2 separate regions of the Homo sapiens genome follow, and region 2 is linked to region 1. Evidence: chromatin contacts called from ENCODE Hi-C or POLR2A ChIA-PET data. All regions are on one chromosome and are shown on one strand. Each heading gives the region's core, a stretch centred on a gene start or an enhancer-like site at or near the end of the contact. The rest is flanking DNA. Distances are from core to core; before and after follow the strand shown. Region 1 has its middle 21 kb from the start of LINC02458. Region 2 has its middle 120 kb from the start of LINC02458.

The links. Hi-C counts contacts between places; a loop is a spot of excess contacts on that map. ChIA-PET counts read pairs that join two places held with the same protein, here RNA polymerase II (POLR2A). Pooled maps may share reads with other maps.
Region 2: a pooled map shows a loop between it and region 1 (5-fold over the local background). The contact joins two enhancer-like sites. A Hi-C loop is called at or near these places in 1 of 168 maps with a recorded cell type or tissue (Right ventricle myocardium superior) and 8 of 50 pooled maps. POLR2A ChIA-PET finds 5 or more read pairs at or near these places in 2 of 52 experiments (H1 and activated CD4-positive, alpha-beta memory T cell).

Annotation. Positions count from the first base shown.
Region 1 is chr12:89,037,915-89,043,944 of GRCh38, forward strand. No RefSeq gene overlaps it. Among named protein-coding and RNA genes, the nearest start is that of LINC02458, 21 kb to the left of the region's middle. RefSeq lists an enhancer at 1,160-1,229. Within about 2 kb of position 2,402, at least 4 of the 41 ENCODE cell types and tissues checked have a DNase peak (open chromatin) inside an H3K27ac peak, as active enhancers do.
Region 2 is chr12:89,132,261-89,138,290 of GRCh38, forward strand. No RefSeq gene overlaps it. Among named protein-coding and RNA genes, the nearest start is that of LINC02458, 120 kb to the left of the region's middle. Within about 2 kb of position 3,876, at least 3 of the 41 ENCODE cell types and tissues checked have a DNase peak (open chromatin) inside an H3K27ac peak, as active enhancers do.

The DNA.
Region 1 (6,030 bases), core at 1,152-3,651:
CGTGGATACCGGAAATTATTTCTTAGCTAATCTCCTGCTCTGCTCTCATTTCTCTCCTCGCCATTGACACCTAGTTTCTTAACTATCACTTATGAGACTCCTGTGCTCAAAATTGTTCTTTTGCATCTCACTCCCTATAGGATGAAGACCATACACCTTAGCATGGAGTAAAATATTAGGTTGGTGTAAAAGTAATTGCAGTTTTTGCCATTACTTTCAAGAAAACTTTCATTGCTTAGATCCTCAAAAAAAAAAAAAAAAAAAAAAAAAAAAAAAAAAACTTACATTTTGCTGGTTGTGCATAAGTGCCCTGAACTTGGCCATTCTGAACTCTTGGAGGTTTGCTTCAAATATGGCATGCCCCTTCACAGCTCTGCACCGGCTCATCTACTGTCCTTACCAACTAAATTAGCTCCCCGCAACTTATCTGCCAATAAACTTCTGCTTGTTCTTTAAAAGGCTCTCTTCAGCTGCCCTTTCCTAATAACCCTGCTTTGCTCCAAGAGGCACTCCTTTCTCTCCCTGTACAGCATCCATTATGCTGACTTTACTTGTTTGTCTCCCTCGTTAAATGATAAGCTCTTTACGGGCTTCTTGTTCATAATTGCTTTCTGATAAATGAATGGTTCTAGGCTAACATTTTCCCCTGTCAAAGGAGGTAATTTAGCTCCAGAGAGGTTGAGCAACTTGCCCAAGGCCACATAGCTGAATAACAGACAAGCCATCCAGGAAGACACCACAGGCCTCCAGATGCCAGCCTAGTAATTACTGTCTGCATCCAGATGCTTTCATATTTAGCATAATCATATCTTACAGCAACAGCTTTCCCTGAGTTTTCTATGTTTACTAGTAAACTATTACTGTTGAATCAACTTTTTTTTTTTCACCAATGCCTTGATTTTCTCTTGGGAAACTACCTCTTACATATTCTCAGTGCTGTAATTAAAACAGGGCCGGCTCCATACCCTGACTTCAGAAAAAGGTAAGTGACACAGGGCTGCCCAATGGGAGTGCTATGTCCTCTGAGCAAATCAGAGACAATGAGCGTCAGCCCAGGACTTGAGAAAGAAAAGCTCTGTTTCCACTGGGCTATGAAGCTGAACTGAGAGAATAGACTCAGAAAGAAGTCAAAAGAGAGAAACACAGAGTTGAGAGATTTCTGAGGAAATGGTTTGAACACCTCCAGCCAGTCATTTCATATGCCAATATGGGGAAGTTTTGTCATGTGTTGACTTGGCTAAGCTACACTCTGTCACTCAGAATCCCCTTTGCTATAAATGTCTGATTAGAGTGGAACGCAAAAGACATTTTGCATGGGATTCAGAAGGTGGAGGTGAAGGCAACCACATTGTTTTTATGTCTGAAAGGGCTGGGCAGGGGCACCAGGTTCTGCTGCAGTGCATGTGCTTTGTCAGTTATCTACTGACTTTCCTTTGTTGTTGTGAGTCAACAGCCAGATTTACATCTACTCCACCTTCCCTCAGATTCTCTTACACTTTCACCGGCTCCTGGGCCAAGTGCATGTTTAGCTTGCACTTGGAAAGCATGACACTTGGAAAGATGACAAAGGGTGCCATCTTTCCTTCTGCAGGAAGGAGTTGACGTGGTCTGCAGATGATAAGACACAGACCAGGTTCCAGTCCATCCTCAGAGGTCAGATATATATATATATATATATATATATATATATATATATATATATCCCACTTTCCTGCTAGACAGCTAGCTCTGAAGTCTTCATGCTCCAGCATCAGAAATGAAGACAACAGCTATATGAAAACTCATGAACTAACCAGCTTTCAAAATTGCATAGATCTAATTCTTGTAATAAATCTCTTAGTGTGTGTGTGTGTGTGTGTGTGTGTGCGCGCGCACAGACACCTTTGATCGATTGAGCCGTTCTCTGATTGGACCCCAGCTGATACAGAATATTATCAAGTATCTTTTTCATTACATAGTTAATGTTTAAGTCAGTATGGTTTAAGTTTAAATTTAAGCCAGATGGAATTTGGTTTCTGTCACTTGCCACTAAAAAATGATTAATATGCAGGATTACCCTATTTTGACTAAGCAACTTGATATCCTGAGGGCAAGATCTGTCCTTCGCTTCTCCTTAAATCCCCAGCATGCAGCAAAATGTCAGATACATAGTAGGCACTCGACAGGCACATGTTGAATGAACTAACTAAAGGCCACAGAATAAAAATATTCTCTAGGGGACCCAGAGTTGAAGCCTCACACAATGTGAATCGTGTGGAAGATGAAATGCGAGATGAGAGGAACCCCATGCCTCTGCAGAAAGCCATGAAGATCCTGGGTCTGAGAAGCAGCTGGGCCTCCCACCTGGCCGCCTGGAGGAAGGCGCAGCACAGGCCTGACATCTCATGTTCACCACAAGCACAACAGGTGTCCTGGGGCCAGCCAGCCCTCGCACGGAAGCGAACTTCCTGTCACTGCCGACAGGGATTCACTAGATGTACATAACAGAAGTGGCGCAGGAAGGCATTTTTTCAATAGAAAATTTGAAAGCATATCAGATTCCTAGAAAAGGAAGCTTCTGAGAAGGTGATTTCACAGTAAGAAACCCCATGAATCATTAAAAGGATTTATATCTGAGATAAAACATAAATGTGAATCATTCTTTGTGCTTGTCTAGAACATTTTAAGAGAGCCTAAGGAAGTAAGTGGTTCATGGGAACCACAAAGACAAAAATTTCTCAACAGAAACCTTCCAAATGGTTTGACTGATATTCAGCATAAGTGAATCAGGCAATGAGCCAATTTATTTCCAAGAAGAAGCCTTCACAGAGAAAAAGATGTGACAATCACCTTGAATATTGAATCAAAATGGCAGAGGGCAGGCTAATCATGACCCCCAAAGATATCCAAGATCTAATCCTGGAACCTGTGAATATTACCTTATATAGAGAAAGCACATTTGAAGATGTGATTAAATTAAGGCTGTTGAGATGGGAAGAGTGTCCTGGATTATCCAAGTGGACCCTAAATGCAACCACAAGTGTACTCGTAAGAAGGAAAAAGAGGTAGATTTGACCATGGAGGAGATGGTGATGTGAAGAAGAAGTCAAGAGAGATTTGAAGATTCTGGCCTTGACAATGAAGTAAGGGGCCATGAGCCAAGAAATGCTATTCTAGAAGGTAGAAAAAATGTAAGAAAAGGGATTCTTCCTAGAGCCTCTGCTGGTGGTGGGATGGATGGGGGTGCATGGTCCTGCCAACACCTTCATTTTACCCTCTTAAAACCTATGTTGTACTTATACCCTCCCACCCCCGAGAACTGTAAGAGAACAAAGTGTGCTGTTCTAAGTCATCATGTTTGTGATGATTGGCAAAAGCAACCATGGGAACCTCATATTACGGACCAGACCCCAGAGCCACAGCTTGCTGGATGTAGAAAAGAGGAAACAGTGCTGAACATGGGCCTACTGGAAAGCAGGATGCTGCAAAGACCAAAGACTTACAGAAAAGAGTCCAAATTGGCTCCCCACCCCAAAGGGTACTCTTCTGAAATACAGAATAATCTGCAGCCCTCTATCCCTGCCCCAAAAGAAACCTCTCTTCTCTACATCAAGCATAAGAAAAATGCTTGATGGATTTCCTGGATCCACAACCATCTACTCTCCTAAATTTTTTTCTGGTGACCTTGGTATCTGTCCCATTGACTCGCCCCTTCCTTTCATCTCTATGCTTGGCTCCTTCTAATCGACATTTCACTTAGCTTGAAGGTTTCTTTCCCTGGCTTGACTTTGGCATATTGTCTTTAGGGTTCTACTGGTTCCATGTCTCATATCCCATTGGCCTGAGCAGCTCTTCTTCCATATTCAACCATGGTTCATGGAATCCCATCTGGAATTATCAGCCCAGCTCACCTTAGTTTTCTATGAAGAAGGTGTAGTGGAACAGAGAAAAGCACTGGCTCTGGAGCCAGAGAGAGACAAGATTTTGGAACCTGGCTCCACCTCTTGCTGATATGGATCCTTAGCTTCTTCAAAGGTTATTTTTCTAACCTATAAACTGGAGATAATACTTTCTTCATTGGGTTGCTGTGAAGATTAGAGATAATGTATAGAAATTGAGTATCCTTCTCAACACATATTAAATGCTCAATAAAAACCTGTTATTATAATCATAAATCAAGTGAATGGTTACTATTATACTTTCAGTTGAGAGTGTCTTTGCTGTGACTGTGGTCTCTGCAACACAGCCCCTCCCCTGAATCTACCTCCCCTAAGTGGTAGTCTCCTCTTAGGCAACTTGAGTACAACTCTTTTTTTCCCCTACTAGGAGAAGACCAAGCTCTGTATCAGTGAATCATAATAGAAGTAAAAATCCAATTTGGTTTCTTGTCTGACCATCTGGGTTTCTAAGAGAACAGAATGTGAAGTCAGACATTCTGGATTCAAATCCTAGTTCTATTTCTACTTTCTAGTTATGGCACTTTGGACACATTATTTATCTTCTCTGTGCTTCAGATATCCCATTGTAAAGTGGAGATAATAATAGTGACCAGCAACATAATAGAAAATTGTGGGAAGCAGTTGAACAGACACTTCAAAAGAGAATACATTCAAATGGCACAAAAAGTAAAGAAAAATACTCACACAATCAATCATCAGTTCAAAACACAATGAAATGCCACTACATACTCAGCAGAATAGCTAAATGAATATGACTAAGTCTTGGTGGAAAAGGGGAACAATTGAGATTCCTCTACACTGCAAATGAGTACAATACCATCCTGAGACCTGGCAAGAGGGTTCATTCTAGACCTGGTCCTACCTCACCTCATAAAGTAAGGAGCCCATGGAGCCAAACGAACATGGCAACTAAGAACCTTCTGTGGACTATAGTCCAAAACCAGGACTCCAGAATGTCCTGTCTGATTGGGTCTCTTCCCTAGGCCGATTTTCTAAAGGCAGACCACGTTGCTGGAATGTGTAAATCTTAGTCCAAGGGGTGGCCAAAGAAGGGTGGCATGGACAGAGCTTTCATATGCATATTAGGCTGGTTGCAATGTAAGACATAAAAAAGAGTTGAAAAGAAGAAAAGCAAGGCTTGCACTGGGGGAGAAGGGATGGCTGTCTCCATGCTATGTTGCCACTGAGGATAACTAGCACAATCACCATGAAAAATGGTTTGATAGGATCTACTAAAGCTGAACATAAATATACCACAAAACCCAACAATCTCACTAGATACATAACCAACAAAAGTAAATATCGCACTTTGGGAGGCCAAGGCAGGCAGATCACTTGAGGTCAGGAGTTCAAGACCAGCCTGGCCAACACGGTAAAACCTTGTCTCTACTAAAAATACAAAAATTAGCTGGGCGTGGTGGCAGGTGCCTGTAATCCCAGCTACTTGGGAGGCTGAGGCAGGAGAATCACTGGAACCCAGAAGGCGGAAGTTGCAGTGAGCCAAGATCATGCCAAGATCTGGGCAACAGAGCAAAGCTCCATCTCAAAAAACTAACTAATTAACTAACTAAATAAATAAATAAATAAATAAATAAATAAATACATTGGTTTTATTCATGTGTAATACACATACACATATATTGTTAAAGAGAGTAGTACCACTATTTATTATAGCCCAAAACTAGAAACAAGCCAAATTTTCTTCAACATTGAAGTGCACAAATAAATTGCAGTATAATGATACAATGGAATACTAACAGCAATGAAAATGACTGAACTGCTACACACAACAATGTAGATAAGGCTCACAAATATACTATTGAGCCTAAGAAGTCAGATATAAATGAAAACATCCCATGTGATTACATTTATATAAAGTCTAAAAGCAGGCAAAACTAATCTATGTTGACAGCAGTCAGGATAGTGATTAACTTTAGGGTGGTGGGGGTGCTTCTAGGGTGCTGACAGTGCTCTATTTCTTGATGTGGGGTACAGTTGCATAAGCATATTCAATTCATAAAAACTCATTGAAATGTACATTTATAATTTATGCTTGGTGTCATGAGACAGAGTAATCATATACTCTAGGAAG
Region 2 (6,030 bases), core at 2,626-5,125, 96 kb after region 1:
ATGTAGCAGTACAGAAAGTTATGCCTTCCACCTGTGATGACTGATCCTAGAACCTGCAGACAATGAGTCTAAGCTGAATACAAACAATAATTATCCAAGTAAAGAGCCCTTGTTCAATTCAATGGCGGTTCAATTCAACAGCGGCTCTTAATGAAACACTAATCTCTTCCCATTGATCACAGAAGAGTTATTTTAATTTCTGTATCTTTGACATTCTGCTTTTGGGTGCAGGAAAATCCTTGCCCGAAATATATGCTATAGGGAGGTAGTGTGGAGTGAGGTTCAGGGAGAGGGTTCTGGAGTCAGCTTGCCAGGGAGAAGCCAAGTCCAACTCTCGCGTTGAGTTGCTTACTAACTGGACATCCTCAGGCAAGTCACTTAAACCCACAACAGCCACTGTTGTTCACTAGTCGGCTTGAAGTATAGCTAGTACCTAGATCATAGGATTGTAGTGAGAATTAAGTTAGACAAAATGCTGAGAACAGTGGCTAGCAAAAAGTAAGCCCTCAATAAGTTGCAGGTGCAATTAATAGGAAAGAAGATTATAAGATTTGGTGCTTTTCTTGTCAGCATGAAAATTGAGGTGTTCACATTTATTAGGCATCTTCTCAAGGCTAAGCTTTGACTTCAACAATCCTGTGATATTAGATATGATTACCTCTATTTTTCAAATAAGGAAATCGATGATTAAAGAAGTTACAGTAACCTTCCCAATATCACACAGTGAGTGGCAAACTTGAAATTTGAAACAAAGGTGGAGTAATCCCAAAGTCTTCTTTCTTTCTACCCCACAACTTCATTATGCATGTTTCAAAGACCTTTCCTAGCTACCCTATAAAACTGTAATCCTACCTCCTAAAGGTCAAGCTAATAGTATCTGTCCATTTCTAGCCAAATGGATTCAGTCTAGTGTGGAAACATACTATATCAGAATAATATGGGAAAGGGATCCAAAGCCATCTTGATTATAGAATGTAACTTTCACCATGGAGGAGGGAGGAACTTACAGATAGTTTAGGTTTTATAGTTACCCCATAGAAATACATCTTCCCAAGATTATTCTGAAATGTGGAAGTGATTCAACGAAAAATGAAGACTTTTTTTGGTGGCATGTACAGGGAGAAAGACAAAGAAAAATGCACACTAAGAGAGAAATGAAAGAAGGAAGAGCAGAGAGAGAGAAAGAGAGAAAGAATTCATTTCATCCCAAAAGAATTGCAGAGGAATCACAAGACCCTATACATCAATATGGTGTATCCAAGGACGTTGAGAAGGAAAGTGATGGGTTCAGGACGCCAGGGTGTGGAAAAGGCCAGCTAGCCTGATAACACAGTACCAAAAGTCCTTTCTTCTTCCTATATTCTGTATCCAGCCCAGCGTTTAAAAGCCTCAAAAAATCAGCCCTCTTAGAAGAAAAACTGAGAAGCCACTCTAGATGTCCTAGAAGAAAGATAAATAAAAGTGCTGTCAGAGGTCATGATGGGACCTCATCTCCTTCTCCTCTGTCTAGTATAAAGGGTCCCACTTCTTCCATGGCTGCAGAATTGCAAGTCTGGTAAAAGCCTCCAGGATGGAGTGAAAGGAAAGGTGAGAAGAAGATGGTTAGAAAGTCTAGAAGGTGAGTGAGCTGGGATAACTGGGCCATATTTCCTAGGATTCACTACCTTAATCAGTGAAATTCTGGGATTAGAGTGCCTTCCCTCACTCTGCAGATTATCTGAACTTTAATGTTTTCACATCTTAGAAGATGACTTGGTTTCCGTTACAAAGTATCCAGTGTTTTTTATATATCCATCTCCCACATTCTCAAGTACATAAGGTGAGATTGTGGTGATAGTTCCATGTTTATGCATTTGGAAGAGAACCACAGCTTTTTCAGGAGCCAAGAAACAATACCATAGAAGAAGCGCTATTTACAAATAATTAAAATGCACACATGCATGTACACATACACACACACACACACACACACACACACACACACAGAGAGAGAGAGAGAGAGAGAGAGAGAGAGAACAGATGCAGAGAACAGACTCAGCCCTCTTAGAAGCATGTCAATGGAGGCATGTCAACACTCAATGAACAGGACGGCCAAAAGCCAGGAAGGTGAACTCACCTTTGGAACTGATAAGAGTCATTGTTTAGCTTTCCATTGTTCTTTGTTTTGATCTAAGGCTGCCTCTCCTATCACTTTCCCCTTGTCACAGTCTCTCATTGTCAGCACTGAGACTGAAGAAAATTGTTCCTTCCATGTAAGAGCAATACACTCCCCTCCTTTTGTCTTTTTCAGGAAATTAGTAGCTCATGTTCCACTAACTGGAGTGTTTTGCCTTATCTCATTCTTATAAGTGAAGTGGGAATTTCAATGCCATAACTTAGAATTATTCTGTCCAATTCACCCTAAATGGATCCTGTTCTCATTGCAACATTTATCTCTAGGCCTCACTAAAGATAATATTCAGGCTTACGTACAGGCACACAATTGTCCTCTCTTCGGCAATGAGGTCTTTAGAAATGTGATGAAATGTGACAGGTTTTTGAATTAGGCTCTAGAAACTGTTTCTTTTATGACTAAATGGATTTCTTGCCATTTTAGAAGCCAGTCTCTACACTGTTTTAAAATTTACTTTAAAGAAGGACCTGGGAAACTCTGGGATTTCTAAATAGACAATACTTGCTCATTGTTCCAGAACCATCTTACAGGCGTTCATTACTTTTTCTGATATTTATTTGAAACTTGAGGCTTAAAAATAACATCTAGTCGTCAGATGGAAGCTTCAATGTACTCTTTCATTATGTAAGTACTAAGGATGATACAAACAAAAAAAAATGCAGGCTAAGGTCATGGCTTTTTACAGTGTACAATTGAGGTTCAAGAGAAAATTTATAGCACTAAACCTGGGTGACATTCTTCCATGATGCACTAGTCCACCCAATTGAATTTTTCATGACTGGCATCCGTTTTGATTGGTTGGAATATGTGCTATGTTAATGGTTAAGTATTTTACCATCTAGCTCAATTCTTTATTTCAAAAATACATCAAGCCTCAAAGAAGTTCAATGATTTTTCCCGGAGTCATACAGATATTAGATAGCCAAGAGTGGGTCTGGTCATTTGAATTCTACTTCAATATCCTTTTCACTAACATATAATCATCCAATTATGTGCAACCATGACCTATGTTCTATTAAGACCCCACTGTTACGATAACAAAAGAAGGGCCTTATAAATCAATATCATAGCTTAATTATTTTATAGCATTTAACATACCGTAAAAACACATAGACTGTTATAGCTTATAATAAACACAAATATCTTTTCTCTGACCATAGCATAATAGAAACTAAGCTCAGAAGGATTTATCTAGGAACAAAAGAAGGAAATTGAAATGTACTAGTTTCTCTGGATTTAGTCCTGATTGTCACTGATAATTCTGTGACTTTGTGCATGTCCTTAGTTTTCACATAGGAAACTGGGCAAGTCTAAAAGATAGGTGCTTCAGTGAGATTCTCAGGTGAGTGGTTGAATTAGGTGACAATTAAGATCCATTTCAACACTGAGATTATATTATTACCTGATCTGTATACCAGGAAATTAATTTAAAAGACCCTCCTCACTGACCCTATCAAGGAGCCCTACTTCCAGCACAGATGATCACAGTGAATTCCACCCACAAAGCAGCTCTGATACGGAGAAAACCAACTCACAATTTCTAACAAGCCATTGTAGCAAAGACTGTTTGCCTTCCACCAATATTTATGTGCTCCTTCTTTTTACTATTAATAATATAATTCCCCACCCAAATTTTCACTAGGTTCAAAGCTTTCCAACTTTAGATGGCAATTCCTAGGCTCTCTTGCAACTGGGTGTGGTTTTGTGACTAAGTTCTGACTAACAACCTGTGAGCCAGAAATGATGTGTTAAGGGTTCTTGTAGATTTTGCCCTTAACTAGAAGAGATGTGCCCTTCACTTCCTCTTTTCCCCTTCTCACCAGCTAGAGAAGAGTTGCTATAGCCAATTTGGACACAGAGATGGAAGCTGTGTGTTAAATATAACAGAGTTAATATAACAGCCCTGCATTGCCTATTCTGGACAGACACATGAGGGAGAAACTTATTTTGTTTAAGCCACTGCACCATGAGTCTCTATTTTAACAGCTTAGATGTTTTGCCCAATGGCACAGTTATAGTGAGTTCTGCCATGGAATACAAATGAGGACTCCAAGAAGAATGCATCAGTCTTAGATTCTATTCAGTATTACCTGCCTACAGCATTCCAGTTCCACTTACACAGAAATACTTTTAATCATAAACTAAGACATCTCAAGCTTCAGAATTTATAGGAAGATTTGCTGATTCCTAGGGCCAATGACAGTTTTAACCCAATATATGCTTTAAAATAATTAATGGTAGAATGAGTCTTTACAGTTAACATATTGTAGTCAAATATTACTTTTCAAAAATTCCAATGTCAATAAATAGTCCTTCACTACAGAAACACAGTGCTTTAAATAAAAACAGTAGGGTCACCAGAAACAAAGTTGTCAGTGTTGGGTTGCTATAGCTACCAGGTTATCTTTATAAAAGTGTGTCTTCAAATGGAAGAGATTTGTGAATCCTGAAATCCCAGGAATGTGAGGACCAGAATCTGCTAAGTTTTCTGCCAGCATACTACCAGAATTATCCACAAAAGTTTCACTTACTGGTCAGTTCACTGCCACGTCTCTCCTTCAATGCTGGGCCAATTTAGAAATCATTATGTCAGTATTGTTAAATCAAGTTTTGTCTAAAGCTGCCTCCTTACATATTTTAAGTTTGCCCTAAAGTTTTTTCTGTATATCATAAACTATAACCTATGGAGTTCTATACAGACTCTAGTATACTCTTGTACCAATAACCGAGTTTTGGCCAATCAAAAGTGGCCAGCTGTCCAAACTGTGTTCAAATGAGACAAACATCGAGCTGTAACCAATCTGGATGTTTCTGTATCTCACTTCCATTTTCTGTATGTCACTTTCCTTTTTCTGTCCATAAATCTTCTTCCACCACGTGGCTGCACCGGAGTCTCTGAGCCCACTCTGGCTCGGGAGGCTGCCTGATTTGCAAATCATTCTTTGCCCAATTAAACTATTTTAAATTTAATTTGGCTAAAGTTTTTTTTAACAGTATGTAAGCCAAGACCTGATATTCTAAAACACCTGCTTAACAATAAAGAACGAGCCGAATTTGTGCGGTATATTTCTATACCTTGGAACACTACTCAACAATAAAAAAGAATGAAATAATGGCATCTGCAGCAACCTGGTTGGAACTGGAGACTATTATTCTAAGTGAAGTAACTCAGAAATGGAAAACCAAACATCAGATGTTCTCACTCATAAGTGGGAGCTAAGCTACCAGGATGCAAAGGCATAAGAATGATACAATGGACTTTGGGGACTGAGAAGAAAAGGTGGGAGGGGGGTGAGGGATAAAAGGCTACAAATTGAGTACAGTGTATACTGCTCAGGTGATGGGTGCACCAAAATCTCAGAAATCACCACTAAATAACTCATTTGTAAGAAACCAAACACCACTTGTTCCCCATAAACCTATTGAAATTTTTTTAAACTTTTTTTTTAAAAAGAATGAGCCACAATTTGGTAATGATAATTGTGGCAGATGCTGAAGACTGGTTCATTTAACAACCATTTCAATCTCCTAGCATGCCCTCCTGCTGTGAGATACAGGCTGGAAAGTTAAATCTCACATTCTCCAGAATGTTCTGCAGGAAACCTAGGTTCTTCTAAGGCCACTCACATTCTGCAAGCTACCTGATACCTTATATTCAATCTCTTTCTGTTTACATTGGCTGACCTAGATTCTATCCCTGCAACTAGGAATCCTGACTGACAGAGTCATATTTTAATTCTCTGCTTCTTTAAGGATTGAAGGCATGAGGAGGCTCATAAAACAATTTTTATGGCTGTCTTCTTATCATTGGCACTTTTAACATTATTTTGTTTAGAGAAAGAGAAGTAAGCACCACA